2 separate regions of the Homo sapiens genome follow, and region 2 is linked to region 1. A link is an interaction called in ENCODE POLR2A ChIA-PET data of the cell type or tissue named here. Cell type or tissue: A673. All regions are shown on one strand. Each heading gives the region's core, and the rest is flanking DNA. Links, peaks and the distances in the headings are about the cores only.

Evidence for each region. Peaks named below come from ENCODE experiments on the same cell type or tissue, not always from the same donor. Only the 100,000 strongest peaks of a DNase experiment are listed, where the experiment ranks them.
Region 2: POLR2A ChIA-PET joins it to region 1 with 7 read pairs; 1 of 35 experiments calls an interaction of 5 or more read pairs at or near these places.

The regions. Positions count from the first base shown.
Region 1 is chr2:161,605,662-161,613,957 of GRCh38, reverse strand. No RefSeq gene overlaps it. Among named protein-coding and RNA genes, the nearest start is that of SLC4A10, 15 kb to the left of the region's middle. In A673, for the core only: no CTCF peak of the experiment used is centred there; DNase peaks (open chromatin) are centred at 2,297 and 3,837.
Region 2 is chr2:160,476,027-160,484,322 of GRCh38, reverse strand. The region is part of intron 1 of RBMS1 (RNA binding motif single stranded interacting protein 1); the gene reads left to right. Among named protein-coding and RNA genes, the nearest start is that of RBMS1, 14 kb to the left of the region's middle. RefSeq lists an enhancer at 7,046-7,545. In A673, for the core only: no CTCF peak of the experiment used is centred there; no DNase peak of the experiment used is centred there; H3K27ac peaks cover 26 bases.

The sequences.
Region 1 (8,296 bases), core at 1,877-5,876:
ACTTTCACAAGAGCAGTTCAACAGAGTGAGAGAGGACAATTTAAGAAACAATAGGATGAGAGAAATTGGAGTATCAACAATTGTACTCCAGAAGATTGGAAAAGAGGAACAAAGAATTAGGGCAGGAGGTAGAGGGAGAAATGGGCTCAGAAAAAGAAATTAGTTATTGTTTACTTTGCAATCTACACAAGTAAAATGAAAATATGTAGATTATCTTGTTTTCTCAGGTTGTTTCACCATATCCTATTTGTGTTTCTTTTTACTTCCCTGTGAATAGCAAGTTAATATAACAATTACTATTGGACTCATTCAAGTCAAATTACAACAGCATAACAATAATGTCTCAAAATACTTCAAGAACATGTACAAAATAAACAGCAAATCATTTTTAGCAGCAAATCATTTTTTTTCCACTAGAACATCCACTGGGAAAAGAGTTTAGTGGTGTAATCAGCAATAAATAGGAGTTATTTCCTTTATTAAAATGCCTGATTACATAAGAAGGACACAAATATTTTTAAACTGTATCATGGTATCAGTTCTCTCACCATGAAATGTTAATTCCTGTGGTCTGGTAGACATAGATCTGCTGGAGAAAGGAAGCAAAGAATGCCATTCAGCTGAATGAATGAACGAACCATTATGGTAAACTAAGTATAATTCCCAGAGTCAGGTCAGGACATCAGGGATAACAACAATGCAGCTCTCTTCATGAAAGCATGGAAGAATTTTTAGGTGTGTTTTTCCACCAAGAGGAAAAACAGATAGTGATTTGGGGCTTCATTCAAAAGATTCCACTACCGTCTATGTTCTATGATAGTATAGACTAAATCTGTCTTGTTCCCTGTTTTCCCAGGGTCTATCATGCTGCTGAATGCATAATAGGAATTCAATAAAATTTTTCAATAAGTGAATGAAAGCCTGAAAAAATCAGTTAAATGAATAAATGAATGAATGCCACCTTAACTCTATGGAACTATAATAGATGATAAATCACAGGCACAGTCAAGAGTCTCATCTGATAAATTGCTTCTACAATACATAACCACCACAACTTACCCATACCACAAAAATAGAACACTTTAAAGACTACCCATATGGTATCTATTTTGATTACCCAAACAAGATATTATTACTGACTTCATTGATATGGCTGGTGAAGAAAAACTTAATTTGGCCTTCTTCATTTTATAAAACTAGCACAGGGGGGTTTCCATCAGTTGCTGTTCTTAAGAATAAGACATATTTTGAGAGAATCTTCATGAAGAAATCTGTGAAGTCACGATAAATATGAATATTGGTGTTGAAGATTCAGATGTGTAATGTTTAAACAATGTAAACTGAATTCATCTTTAGCCTGACTGTGCCCTGCTAGAACAAGAGAAAGATGTCCTAGAACAAGAGAAAGATGTCCTACATATCCATTCATATTAGCCACATAGTGTTATTTATGAATAAATAACACAGAGTTTTAGAAGTATAATGTTCAATATTTCCATTTTCTTGTCTGAGTAATGGAGATTCAACCATACCTGTGGGTGTGGATGAGAATTCCTCTGAAAGAATTCTGTTAGCCATCATGGGGCAGGCTTTGGAGTGGGCATGAAAAGGAGTTTCTCTGAAATAATAGTTGAGGATTTAGGACTCTGGGTCCAGGATTCCTATAGATTCTCTTTGGTGGGAATTGAGCTTGCCCTGACACGTGATACCACATGTGAACAAATTAATATGAGGAAACAGCTTGGACAATTATGAGACTGTCTTTAATCATCACTGTATCTCTGGAATAACAATGATTGAGAGTGTGGACAACTGGAAGGGTGCATAAAGAACCAATAAGACAGATTAATGGAAGATACTAAAATTCTTTTGGTAGTCTCACACATTAACTCAGTGAAGGAAACCAGCAGAAAAAAATGTAACTACCCTATCTATGGGATGAAAATTTGTAGTAATATTTTGGATCTCATACTGAAAATGTATTGTTTTGCCAATCATGAAGATCAGTCCTTTCCTTCTAGAAAATGTCACACCTAACCTTTCATTCAGTCAGACTTTATTGGTTCAGGGATGGGCATCTGATCCCATGTGTACCAATCAGTATCAGTGCTCTTTCCCTGGATTCTTCAACTTGGTAGGAGACATACCTAGTCTCCAAACCTCTCTGATGGAGGAAATTTAAAGTTTTAGAGCAAGTGGAGACCATGTCTCTCACCAGAAGAAAAATCCCTGGGGGACAATGAATCTAAATCACAGAAAATAACTGAGGATAAATGTAATGAGTGACAAATGATAATTACTGCTGAGATCTAGACACAATCCAGCACTTCCTGTGGTTTGATCACCAAAGCCAATAATCCTTTTTCCTAAGCTAATTTAAACTGGATATCCGTCTCTTACAATCAGAAGAATCCTGCCTAATAGAGGCATTAAAGGAAAGTGTCACTTCATTTTATTGCCACAGACTGGAAAGGTCCAGAAACATGCTGATTACATTTTTATAGGAAAACTGAAACTCAAAGAACTTAAGTGTCTTGCCCCCCAGGTCAAAATGACCAGCAAACAATTCTGATTCCAAAGCCAATCACCCTTCATTAACCATTACCCTATGATAAAATTTCTATAGTACGGACATGTTGATAGTTATGGAATATTTATAAAACATATTCCAAAGACTTGACAACTGATGAGTTTGGAGTTTGAAGAACTACATTATCTAGCAAATGGGCTAATCTTACAAAACTGATTAAGTTTCTATTCAATGTAATTTTCTAATAAAGGATTGGTAGTACACATCATACTTGACCTGGAAGCTTTTTATTCTCAATAAATACTTATTACTTGTTTTTCATTCTGGAAGCTTTTTATTTTCAACACATAGTTATTCTTTTTATACTCCTCAAATACTTATTTAGTGTGATAACTCTGTGCAAAGATAAAACACTAAACCTTTCTCAATTTATTCTCCCAAAAAAATAAACAAAACTGGTGCTCTGTGCATATGAGCCACTTGGGATTCTTGTTAAATGTAGATTCCAGTTTAGTAGCTCTGAAATGGGAGCTGAGATTCTGTACTTCTCAAAAGATCCATGGTAATGCATTACTGCCGGTATACAAGCTACATTGTGACAAGCAAAGTGCTAGATACTCTGGGAAATAAAGCAATTAACGCATGCCAGATTTTTACCCTACGCCAGATTCCTATGCCTCCAGATCTTTGAATGGCTTGCTCCTTCTCACCACTCAGGTCTCAAGCTGAAATTCAGTCCTCAGAGAGGTGTTCCCTGAACACTCTCTAAACAACCCAAATCTGAATTTGCATTATTCATTTTTTTTATTTACTGTTTCTTCCTAGAAAAATATAAGCTCCACTTCCACTTCCAGTCATTATGGAGTGACAGTGACCCAATTTGCCCTACTGCATGAAACTATTAATACATAACACTTGGACAAAATATATGAAACAATGGTTTTTGGACATTTGACATAAAGGAATGCAGAACCGTAATCCCTGAATGCAAAATACAAACTGAGCTCTCTGAGTGCCCCAGCTGCTACGCCTGTAGTACAAGAAAAGGAAATCCAGGCAGACTTTGATGCTCTTCTTGAGTTGAAGAGATGAAGCTGGGAGTCCAGACAGGCCCAGGTTTAGCAAAGCAGATACCAAAGAGAAGAGAGATGCACAGAGAGAGAGAGATGCAAAGGATCTCTCCAGTCTTCAGCTCCATAATGCTAAACACTGGTGTATGAAGAAACTACTTGAATGGGGTGGAGATGGGGCATTGAAGAAATCACTTGCACAGAGCAAAGGAAGCAAAGGAATTATCATAATCCTCAGGACTCAAGCAGTGCCAGGAATACTAATGTTCCCATCAGCCGAGTGGAAAACCCTGCAAATCACAGGACATTGGCTAGACTACTCAGAAATTTATTGCCTCAGGAATAAGGAAAATGAGGCCTAGTCTAAAGGCTTCTCTGTTTCTAACTAACCAAGCCTAATAGCAATGTTTGAAAAGATCAAGCTACTTCCAAGTAACTTAACTGTATCATGAAAAAAAAAGAAGCTCCAGAATATTTATAGGAATAAAAGAATTTTCAGTACTCGATAGAGTACAATGCACAATTAGTTTAGCAACTACTAAAAAATTATCTGGCATACATACTGTCCAAAGCAATTTATAGATTCAATGCTATCTCTATCAAACTACCAATTCCATTCTTCACAAAAACTAGAAAAAAACTAATTTAAAATTCACTTGGAAACAAAAAAGAGCCCAAATAACCAAGACAATCCTAAGCGAAAAAAACAAAGCTGGTAGCATCACACTACCTGACTTCAAACTGTACTACAAGGCTGCAGTAACCAAAATAGCATGGTACTAGTATAAAAACAAACACATAGACCAATGGAAAAAAATAAAGAGCCCAGAAATAAGGCCACACACCTTCTTCAACAAAGCTGAAAATCAATCTGATCTTCAACAAAGCTGAAAAAAAAAAAAAACAAGGAAGGGGGAAAGGACTCCCTGTTAAGCAAATGGTGCTGGGATAACTGGCTAGCCATATGGAGAAGATTGAAACTGGATCCCTCCCTTACATAATATACAAATGTTAACTCAAGATGGATTAAAGACTTAAATGTAAAACTCAAAACTATAAAAACCATGGAAGACAACCTAGGTAATATCATTCTGGACATAGGAAAGGGCAAATATTTCATGACAAAGACACCAAAAGCAATTGTGACAAAAGCAAAAAATGGCAAATAGTATCTAATTAAACTGAAGAGCTTCTTCACAGCAAAAGAAACTATCAGCAGAGTAAAAAGACAACCTACAGAATGCAACAAAAGCAAAACTTGACAAATGGAATCTAATTAAAGCAGAGAGCTTCTGCACAGCAAAAGAAACTATCAACAGAGTAAAAAGACAACTTACAGAATGGGAGAAAAATTTTGCAAACTCCACATCTAACAAAGGTCTAGTATCCAGCACCCATAAGGAACTTAAATTTACAAGGGAAAAAAAAAAAACATTAAAAAGTGGGCAAAGGACATGAACAGACACTTCTCAAAAGAAGACATACATGTGGCCAACAATCATATGAAAAAAAGTTCAACATCACTGACCATTACAGAAATGCAAACCAAAACCACAATTAGATAGGATCTCACACCAGTCAGAATGACTATTATTAAAGAGTAAAAGAATAACAGGCGCTGGTGAGGTTTTGGAGAAAAAGGAAACCTTATACACTGTTGGTGGGAGTGTAAATTAGTTCAGCCATTGTAGAAGACAGTGTGGTGACTCCTCAAAAACCTAAAGACAGAAATACCATTCAACCCAGCAATCCCATTACTGAGTATATACCCGAAGGAATAGAAATCATTCTATTATAAAGACACTTGTATGCATATGTTCACTGCAGAACTATTCACAATAGCAAAAACATGTAATCCACCTAAATGTCCATCAGTGGTAGACTGGATAAAGAAAATGTGGTACATATGCACCATGGAATACTATGCAACCATAAAAAAGAATGAGATCATGTCCTTTGCAGGGACATGGATGGAGCTGGAGTCCATTATCCTTAGCAAACAAATGCAGGAACAGAAAACCAAATACTGCATGTTCTCATTTAGAAGTGGAAGCTAAATGATGAGAACACATGGACACAGAGAGGGGAACAACACAAACTGGGGCCTTTCAGAGGTTGGAGAGTGGGAAAGAGGGAGAGGATCAGCAAAAATAAGTAATGGGTATTTGGCTTAATACCTGGGTAATGAAATAATCTATACAACAAACCCCCATGACACAAGTTTACCTATGTAACAAACCTGCACTTGTACCTCTGAACTTACAAGTTAAAAAAAAATTAAAGAATATCTAAATAAAGGAAGAGACATTCCATGTTCATGAATCAGAAGACTTTGTTAAGATATCTTCTTGTTAAGATGGTAATATTACATCTTATAAATCTAAGGCAATAAATCTAATTGACTTCTTTTAGATAGAAATTTTAAGGCAATTTCTATCAAACTCCCAGGAGGCTTTTTTTTGGCAGAAATTGACAAGGCAAACCTAAAATTCATATGAAAATTCAAAGGAAACAGAATATCTAAAACAGAATATCTAAAATAAAACAAGTAGTTTGGGGTACTTACACATCTTAATCTCAAAGCTCACTCTAAAGCTACAATAATCAAGATAATGTGGTACTGGCATAGGAAGATAGATAGATAGATAGATAGATAGATAGATAGATAGATAGATAGATAGATAGATAAAATAGAATTGAAAGTCCAGGAATAAAGTTAACTTTCATATTATATACGAAACATACTTCTTAAAAGGTGCAAGACAGTTCAATGGGGAAGACAGGGTCTTTTCAACAACTCATTCTAAAACAATTAGATATCTACATGCAAAAGGACTAATTTGAACCCTTGCCTTATGCCATACACGAAAATTAATGAAAAATAAATCATGGACCTGTGTGTAAGAACTGAAACCACAAAACTTCTTAGAAGAAAACATAAGGGCAAATCTTCATGACTTTTGGTTAAGCAACGATTTTTAGATAGGACACCAAAAGAACAAATAATAAAAGAAAAAAATAATGTAGACTTTTTGTGTTCCAAAAGACACTATCAAGCAAATAAAAAGACATGATCTAGACAGACAGAAAACATTTGCAAATTATAGATCTTATAAGGGACTCATCTATAATCTATAAAGAACTCCTAAAACTCAATAAGAAAGGACAAAATATTTGAATCGATATATTCCCCCCAGAAAAGATATGTTAATAGCCAGTAAGCACATTAAAAGATGTCCAACATCCCTAGTCATTAGGAAAGTGCAAATCAAAACCACAGTGACATACCAGTTCACATTCTCTAGAATGGCTATAATCAGAAAGACTGATAATAACAGTTGGAAGGCTGTGGAGAAATTGGAGCACTATATGTTGCTATTGGGACTGTAAAATGGTGCAGACACCTTGAAAAAGTTTGGCAATTTCTTAAAATGTTAAACATAAATTTACCATATAACCCAGCAATTTCACTCCAAGATGTATATCCAGAATTTTACCAACCTAGGTAAGACAATTAGGTATTTCCCCCAAAGTGAAAACATCTATCCACACAAAGAACGGTATCCAAATATTAATAGTAGCACAAGTCATAGTAGGCAAAAAGTGGAAACAACACAAATGCCAGACAGCAACTGAAAAATTATAAACAAAAAGGGGTATTACAATGTAATACTTTTTTATAATAAAAAATGAAGTACTGATACACAGTACAACATGAATGAACCTCAGAAACATTATGCTAAGTGAAAGAAGTCACATACAAAAGACCACATGCGGTATGATTCTACTTATACAAAACATCCAGTAAATTCAAATCTAGAGACAAAAAGTAGATAAGTGATTGCCTAAGACAGGGTGGGAATGACCACAAATGAAAATGAAGTTTCTCTTCAGGGTGATGGAGACTTTCTAAAGTAAGAATGTGGTGGTGGTTGCGCAGCCCTTTAAATACACTAAAAATCATTGAATTGTATTCTTAAAAGTGGTAAATTTATGGATGCAAATTATACCTCAATAAAACTGTTCAATAAAAAGCAAAGACAAATATAAAATACATCTGACAAAATACAAAACTTTAAGGAGGTTATTAAATGACCATCAGTACAAGAAATTAAGTTAAAGGGAGCTACTCAAAAAGAAAGAAAGATATCACATGGAAAAGTAGATCTACACAAAGAATTGAAGTACTGGAAATGGTCAATATGCGGTATGTGTAAAACAAGCTTTTTCTTATCTTTAAAAACTCTTAACAGGTAACTGTTTAAAGCAAAAATATTATCAGTGTCATATGGAGTTTATAACATAGGCAGTAATAAATATATGACAAAACTACCACAAAAGAGAATAAAAGGAAATGGAAGTATACCATTGCAGGTTCTTATCCAATATGTCAAGTGAAAAAAAAATATTAGAAAGTAGACTGTGGCATGTTAAAATATAATTTGTAAATGCTTAAGCAAACACTAAAAACAAAACAAAAAACACAGTTTAAAAGTCAATAAAATAGATAAAATGTCATCATAAAAATTACACAATCCAAAAGAATACAGGAAAAAGGCAACGAATGCGTCAAATAGAAAAAAAATAGAAAGATGGTTGAGGTATACTCCTCTATATAAATTACACATTTATTATAAAGTATCTTGTTAATCTGTTACATACAATTTCCTCCCTTATTCCTGCTTTTTTATTCCTA
Region 2 (8,296 bases), core at 1,662-5,661, 1.1 Mb after region 1:
GGGGTTTCACCGTGTTAGCCAGGATGGTCTCGATCTGCTGACCTCGTAATCTGCCCGCCTCGGCCTCCCAAAGTGCTGGGATTACAGGCATGAGCCACCGCGCCGGCCTATGGCGTACATTTTTATTAGCCTCAAATGTTTACCTAGAATCAGCCTGTGGAGCACAGGTTAAGAATCTTACCCAGGGTGGGGAGCAGTGGCTATGCCTATAATTCCAACACTTTGGGAGGCCGATGGGGGAGGATTGCTTGAAGCCAAGAGTTCCAGACCAGCCTGGGCAACATAGTGAGACACCGTCTCTTAAAAAAAAAAAAAAAAAAGAATTTTATCCTGGAAGGAAGACAAATACTGAACAAATCTATGCTTAAGAGGATGAATCAGACAGACCAGAGATCCCTTCATGTTTTTTTTCTGGGTTGTAGCTCAACAGACTCTGTGATGAAGAGCTGCACAAAAGCCAGTGTCCTGCAGAGTGGGCTTGGGTGGCATGAGGTCCATACCCCTATCCAGCAAGGGTCTGAACAGTTTCAAAGTGTGTTTACTTTCTCTCTTCTTCACTCCTGTTCTCCAATTTGCTTCTTGTACTCTTAGAGTTAAGCCACTCTGGACTGACTTCTGTCCACTAACAGGTGTGTGTGATAGTGGTAGATGCACCAGTGTGACCATCGTATAAGCTACTCCCACTCCATCTGCCGGAATCAGGGACCAAGTGGGTCTGACAAAATTTGGCTAAAAAATCTTTACTACCTCTTAATGCTGTAGATTATGATTAAGTATTTGCTAACAATTGCCCCTGATTTGGGTTTTCTCTTCTGATTCTTTATCCAATTTTATATGGAAATTTTAAATAAAATTTTATTTGGTAACGTATAAGTGTGCTATGGAACCATAGACATGATGTAATACTTTGAACAAAAGTACTTAATTAGCATAATAGGAAGTATTTTTATGATAAATGTATACTCCTAATGAGATTGAAACTTAAATGTGATAAAGTCAAATAGCAAGCAGTTTACATTTTTTTCTTAACCCATACTAAAATTGAAAATTACTTATAACCATTTTTTCTACTTTTTGAATACTAATTATTCTTTACCTAAAAAATAATCACAAAAAAGTTGTGTTTTTTCAATTGGCAAAAACCTAAAAAAAGATGTGTTTCTTATTTGGTAATTGTTTATCAGACTTTAAGTTTAGCAGAAGAAATCTTTAACCTTGATTTTGTTTGCTTTTTTTTTTTTTTAAGAGAGATTATTTTTTAACCTACAAATAGGATTTAAAATGACAGTGGGTGATATCTGGTGTTCTTTTCTACCTCTCTCTGTCTCTGTCACAAAATTCAAATACATGTTTCAGCAGTACAGGATGTTCTTCAGTACACATCCTTTGAGCCTTCAAAATTTGATTTGACTGTGTGGTCTGACGATAGCATGTTGAGATAAGTACATTGTGATAGTAATCTGTGCCTGAGCCCTAATGAGCATCTGCTTTCTAGGGCGCCACAACAGCACCTTTCTTTGTTTCCTCTTCCTTTGCTTCTTTGATTTGAATCTTGTTAAATCCTGCAAATGGGTCATTTTTGTTTGTTTTTCAGTATGCAAATCCTCCTAGCTCCCTTTTTTGGGGAAAAAGAAGCCAGATATTTTAAATATAAGTGAATGCACTGGGAATTTTAAAGGAGTCTTCAGGAAGTGCACAGCCATAGTTCTTCTATTAGCAAATCAGACATATTATTCTAAAAATCATCTAGTTAAGTTGATACAAATGGAAATACCTGGTCAGTTTAATTAAATTCAGTAAATACTTACTGTCCAGGCATGGTATTAGGCCCTGGAAGGTGTGATATGTAATTAAAACATAGTGTGCATCATCACAAAGTGCAGTGGAATAATTTTATTTGTTTATTTAAAACTTATATAGTGCACAAATTTTAAATCTGTAGGTTGATATACTCATGTAATAACCACTCAGGTGATGATATAACATTTCCAGAACCAGACAGCATCCTCACTTGTACCCACTAAAGGTAACTACTAGTGTGACTTCTATCTTTGTTGGTTGGTTGTATCCATTCTTGTACATCATAAAGATGAAACCATATTGTATGTATCCTTTTCTGTCTGGCCTCCTTAGCTCCTTATTATTTTGGTTTGAGTCATTGATGTTGTTATGTGTGCAGTTGGTTCTTTTTTTAATGCTATGTGTATTGGATTACAGGATATATTGTATCAAAATTTATGTATCCATTATATTATTAATGAGCATTTGGATTATTTCAATTTAAGACTATTTTGAATACAATTACTGTAATTGTCTTGTTCATATCATGTGTTCAACATATGCACTTACTCCTAAGAGAGGAATTTGTAGGTCATAGGATATGTGTATGTTCAGCTTGGGTAGACACTACCAGTTTTCTCCTGCCAGCAAGGCATGAGAAATCTAATTGCTCTATGTCCTCACTAAAACTTGATATTGTCAGTCTTTTAGTTTTAGCCCTTCTGGTGAGTGGATATCTCATTGTGGTTTTAATTTGCATTTTCCTGATGATTAGTGATGTTGAGCACTTTTAAAAATATATTCATTGGCCAATTAGATATCCTCTTTTGAGAAGTCTTTTGCAAATTTTTTGATCATTTTTTAAAAATAACAACTTTATTGGGATATAATTTACATACCATGCAATTCAACTTTTTGTTCACTTTTTAAATTGGGTTGTCTTTTTTATTGGTTTGTAGGTTTTAAAATATATTTTGGATACAATCCTTCATCACACATATGTATGAAAATATCTTCCCTTAATTTTCAGTTTTCCTTTTTACTCTCTGATTGATAGTTTTAATAAATATAAGTTCTTAATTTTAATGAAGTAAAATTTACCAATCTTTTATGATAATTGCTTTTCGTGTCTGTTTAAGAAATCTGCTTACTTTAAGATTGTGAATTTTTTTCTTTTTTTTTTTTACATTTCCTACTAGAAGCTGTGTTTTATCTTTCACATTTAGGCCTGCAATCAATTTCCAATTAATGTTTGTGTTTGGTGTGGATAGCATCAAGATTTGTTATTGTTGTTTGTTCCACCTCGCCCACCCCCGGTGCCCCAGTATGGCTGTTAATGATCCAGCCCAATTTATTGAAAAGACATTTCCTTCTTTGAATTTCATTGTTGCCTTTGTTGTAAACTAGGTGAACATGTTTGTGTGGTTCTTCTTCTGGACTCCTGCTTTTTTTTTTTTTTTTTTTTAAGGCAGTCTCACTCTGTTGCCTAGGCTGGAGTGCAGTGGCGTGATCTAGGCTCACTGCAACCTCTGCCTCCCAGGTTCAGGCAATTCTCATGCCTCAGCCTCTTGAGTAGCTGAGATTATGGGTGTTTGCTACCATGCCTGGGTAATTTTTTTGTATTTTTAGTAGAGATGGGGTTTCGGTATGTTGGCCAGGCTGGTCTTGAACTCCTGGCCCCAGGTGATCCGTCACCTCGGCCTCCCAGTGGATTCTTGCTCTGTTTCATATGTATCCTTGTGTCAATACTAATTACTGTAGCAATATAGTAAGTGCGTATTCTCCAAAGTGGTCTTAACTATTCTAGGTTCTTTGCATTTCCTTATAAATTTTAGCATCGGCTTGTCAATTTCCATAAAAATAAATCTGCTAGGATTTTTACTGGAATCATACTAAATCTATACATCAATTGGGGGAGAATTGATATATTAACACTAATGAATCTTCCAAACTTTAAGGATGGTATATCTCTTATTTATTTATGAATTTACCCCTTTAAGTAATTAATAATAAAACACAAAAGTTATTGTTTTAAGTACTTGTTTCTTAAATACATCCAATGATTTCTTCAAGATCTGTATTATGGTAGTTGGCATAGGTTCTATGAAGAAAATAATTCTTTTGAAGAGAGAGAGTATGTTTGTTATCACAGATCAAAATTAATTTTGAAAAGGAGCTTGCCACTGAAACCTACTCTTTAAGAACAGATGACGTTCTTTTTAATTTTTCTTGCATGCATGTCAAAATATAACTGTATTTCCCCTTTATACTCTTTATTCTCTTTGTTTATTTGATGGCTTTGTTTATTTGATGTTGTTGTGACACCCCATCACCCTGCCTTATATGTTTATAAACATAATAATAAATTGAAAATTAGTTTTTTTTGGAGGATTTTCTGACATCCCTTATGATTTTTTAATATGCCCCTGATATTGTGAAAGCAAAGATTGGGAATTGCTGCTTAGATACCAACTTCTAAGCAATAAAACATGCTGCTCAATGGGCTTCAGTTCCTTCAAATCTTTTCTTAAATGTTTCAAAAATCTTATATATATATGTATTTTTTTCATGCTTTATATTGAAAGTTTTAAGCTTTGATTATTGCCATATTCAGCTAGCCAAAAACAACTACATAGAACCTTCAAAGCGTATTAATTCTGGCTAGGTTAGCCTAGGTTGAGTAGGAGGTTGAATAGATGACTTCTGAAGTTCCTTCAACTCTAAATTTTATGATTCTGGGAATTTATAACATCCAAGAATCACAGAATGTTAGAATGGGAAGGAACTTTAAGATCATCTAGTCTAAGCCACTCATTTTACAGATGAGAAAGGCTACCCAGAGTGTAGAGACAGAAGCAGAGCTCTAGGGAGGCAGAGAGAGGGGAAGTGGCAGAAGGGCCAGAGCTGGGGAGGGTCTGGGCATAACCTCACAGGACTGGTCAATCCATGGCCTGCAGAGGAAAAAGGGAGAAGAGAGACCACACAGGAGCTTCAGCATCACTCCAGGAAACTGATCACAGGTTGGATGGGATGCGAATGGGGCCAGTGGCACCAGCTGGTGTCTGAACAGGAATCAGTAATGGTCACTCTGTCTGAGGTCACCTGGCAGTCAGGGCCGGCCAGACTTTTGTGCTTTCTACAGCTAGCATAGCTGCTTCTCATGGTTTGGCAGAACAGCAGCATCCAGAGCTGATTCTGCCTTGCTCTCATGTGTCTAACCTGTTGTAGATGAGCTGGGTAGCCCAGAGCTGCGCCCTGCTCACCCTCCATGGCCCCTGGCCTATTCATGGCCTTGTTGTGTTTCTGAAGTCTTTCTTTGCCACATTCCTAAAGATTTTTGTTGTTATGGCTGTGGGGCCAAAACCCTCTTCACTTTTTCAGCATGCCTGGAATTTTCCCAGATCGGCTGGATGGACTCTACTTCATTCTTGGTAAAGTTTCTCTATCCTGCCATCACTACCTGTTGTAATTAGTTTGGTCAACAACAACAACAACCCAGTGAGGCTCTGATTAAACACCACCTCTCTCTGTTGAAGCCAACCCTTTCGTTCACCACGCTGATGGGAACCACCTTCCTAATGCCAAGCACTCCACACCGGTCTCTGTTTTTTTCCCTGCGCTATCTGAATACACTTGGCAGGTGGGCAGCCTTCAGGAATCATCATACAATTAGGCTTCAGGAGCTCTGTTTTAGTCAATTATGTGGATAACCTTGGAAAAACAAAATGCACAGTAGGTGGCATCAACAAGCCCGTTGTGCCTTTGGGCACAGCTTTTCCCTCGTGCTGTTTGGATCATATACTCATTAAGTCCACCAGCTGAAAATGTCACAACTGGCTGTGTGCCATGCATTAGGAAAATCAAATACAGGAGAAATTGGGATATATTGAGCAAATAAGAGAGAATGATTTTTCCACAATTTACAAAAGATTTACCAGTAAAAATGCCACCTTAGTTCATTTACATATTTCAAAGATGATTACAGGTCACTAACTCTTTGATAGAAAGTATAATTTAAACTAAAGCTATCAGGAACCATGGCATACTAAAGATTAATTAGATATTAGGAGAAATGGTTTGTGCAATTTCCTAAGTCTTTTGAAAAGGATGAGTTTGTTTTATTACATTTGATTTTCACCCAACTTCTTAGGATTGTATGATTGAGTAAAAGCAAGGTACAATTGTAGCTAGCTTTGTTTGTTTGTTTTTGTTTATTTCTCACTGTTTTAAGCGTCCTTCACCGTGGTTGGTTCAAAACTTTTCTTCCCATAAGTGTGTGTGACCATAACTGGTGAATTCTCGAAGTGTTGGGATACACAGAAGGAAAGGACCGTGGACAATTTAAAATCGTGCTATCTGTAAGGAAACCTAAGTTGTATGTGTACCATTATTATTTGACAAGTGTCATAGTCAAGGAGGTCTCCAGTGAGGAAGTGTGTTTTAAGAATGGGGAGAGACATGCCTTTGTAGACAGCATGCAGTGCCTTTTTGGTAGAGCAATTGGCCCGCTAGGACTAGAAGATTGGTTGGAACTGAGAGAATCATCTTAAACAACATGCTGAGCCAAAACATTTTTTGATGTTAATAATATTCATGTGTAAATAGATTGTTTCAAATCTCTCCGAAAACATAGCGGTAGCTTTGTACTTGGACTTCCTTTACTTGTTTAATTTTCAATGGTGAAAGATGGGCATGATGAACACCTTAAAAGTCATGTGGATTATTTTTCTGAGTTAAAAATGTATACATTCAATCGGAAAGATATAAAGTCTAAAAGGAAAGTGAGGGTCAAATAAGCAGATGAGGAATTATTATCCCTGGAAATACAGGGAATTTTCTTGTTGATACAAGTTTACTTCCTAAAATAAAAGTTTCTGGTTTTAGTACCTTTCATCAAACTTTCTTAATGTATTAGGAAGCTTTTAGCACAGTTTACCCACGTTCTCTAAGAATCTGCAGGCAAATTAAAAAAAAAAAGCCAGGCATGGTGGCATACATTTGTGGTCACAGCTACTTGGAGGCTAACGCAGGAGGATCCATTGAGCCCAGGAGTTTAAGGCTAGTGAGCTAGGATTGTGGCACTGCACTGCAGCCTGGGTGACAGAGTGAGACTCTGTCCCTTAGGGAAGAAAAATGCAGGCAAACTGAAGCAAGTATATAAAATTTTTTTAATTAATTTTTTTTTGTTGTTGTTGTTGAAACAGAGTCTCGCTCTGTAGCCCAGGCTGGAATGCAGTGGTGCAAACACAGCTCATTGCATCCTCAACCTCCTGGGCTCAAGTGATTCTCCTGTATCGGCCTCCGAAGTAGCTGAGACCACAGGCATGCGCCACCACGCCCTGCTAGATACATGCAATTCTGTGTTGGTTGTTTGTCACTCTTAGGCCGCCTGTAAAGTTTCATTCTTTCGTTGCTTAAAAAATGGAGACTGCTTACTAATTTGATTTTTGCTTCTTCTTATATTTTAACTTGCATTAAGTGACATTTCATTTAGACTATGCTGTATAACATTTAATGCTAGGGGAAAAAGACTGAGAAAGTCACAAAATATCAGGAAAGAAAAGGCATAGCATGAGGTTGCATGTGTATTTAGAAATAGTTTTATATCGTACTTTATAAACAGTAATTTGTGTACATGCAGGCTTCCTTTACAAGAACATAAGATCCTTAAAGACAAGAAGTGTGTTTTGGGCCGGGCGCGGTGGCTCACGCCTGTAATCCCAGCACTTTGGGAGGCCGAGGCGGGCGGATCACGAGGTCAGGAGATCGAGACCATCCCGGCTAAAACGGTGAAACCCCGTCTCTACTGAAAATACAAAAAATTAGCCGGGCGTAGTGGCGGGCGCCTGTAGTCCCAGCTACTTGGGAGGCTGAGGCAGGAGAATGGCGTGAACCCGGGAGGCGGAGCTTGCAGTGAGCCGAGATCCCGCCACTGCACTCCAGCCTGGGCGACAGAGCGAGACTCTGTCTCAAAAAAAAAAAAAAAAAAAAAGAAGTGTGTTTTGTTCAGTTTTGTGCCTATTACAATGTTTTGCACATAGTAGGTACTTGGTAAGTGTTTATTGAATTGAATCCATATTTTTTGTTTACCAACATGATAAAGAGGAATATGAGGCACAGACAGAATTCTTTAGTGATGAAATGCTTCTGCTTCAAATACATACGTGATTAGGATAAAAATGAGCTTTTAGCCTAAATTACCTAAGTAATATTCTCAATCTCAAGCTTTACTATGAGACTTGCTCATAGTGTCCCCAAAGGCAATCACTACCAAGTTAGTTTGTCGTTGTCACATAAACACTTCATAAAATGCAAAAAACCAAGTATTCAATGACTATCTTAAGTTAAATATCATGAATATAATGTGTATAGAAAAGGGAGGCGGTGGACAGGTGTGGTGGCTCATGCCTGTAATCCCGGCACTTTGGGAGGCCGAGGTGGGTGGATCACTTGAGTCCAGGAGTTTGAGACCAGCCTGTGCAACATGGCAAAACCCCATCTCTACAAAAAAATACAA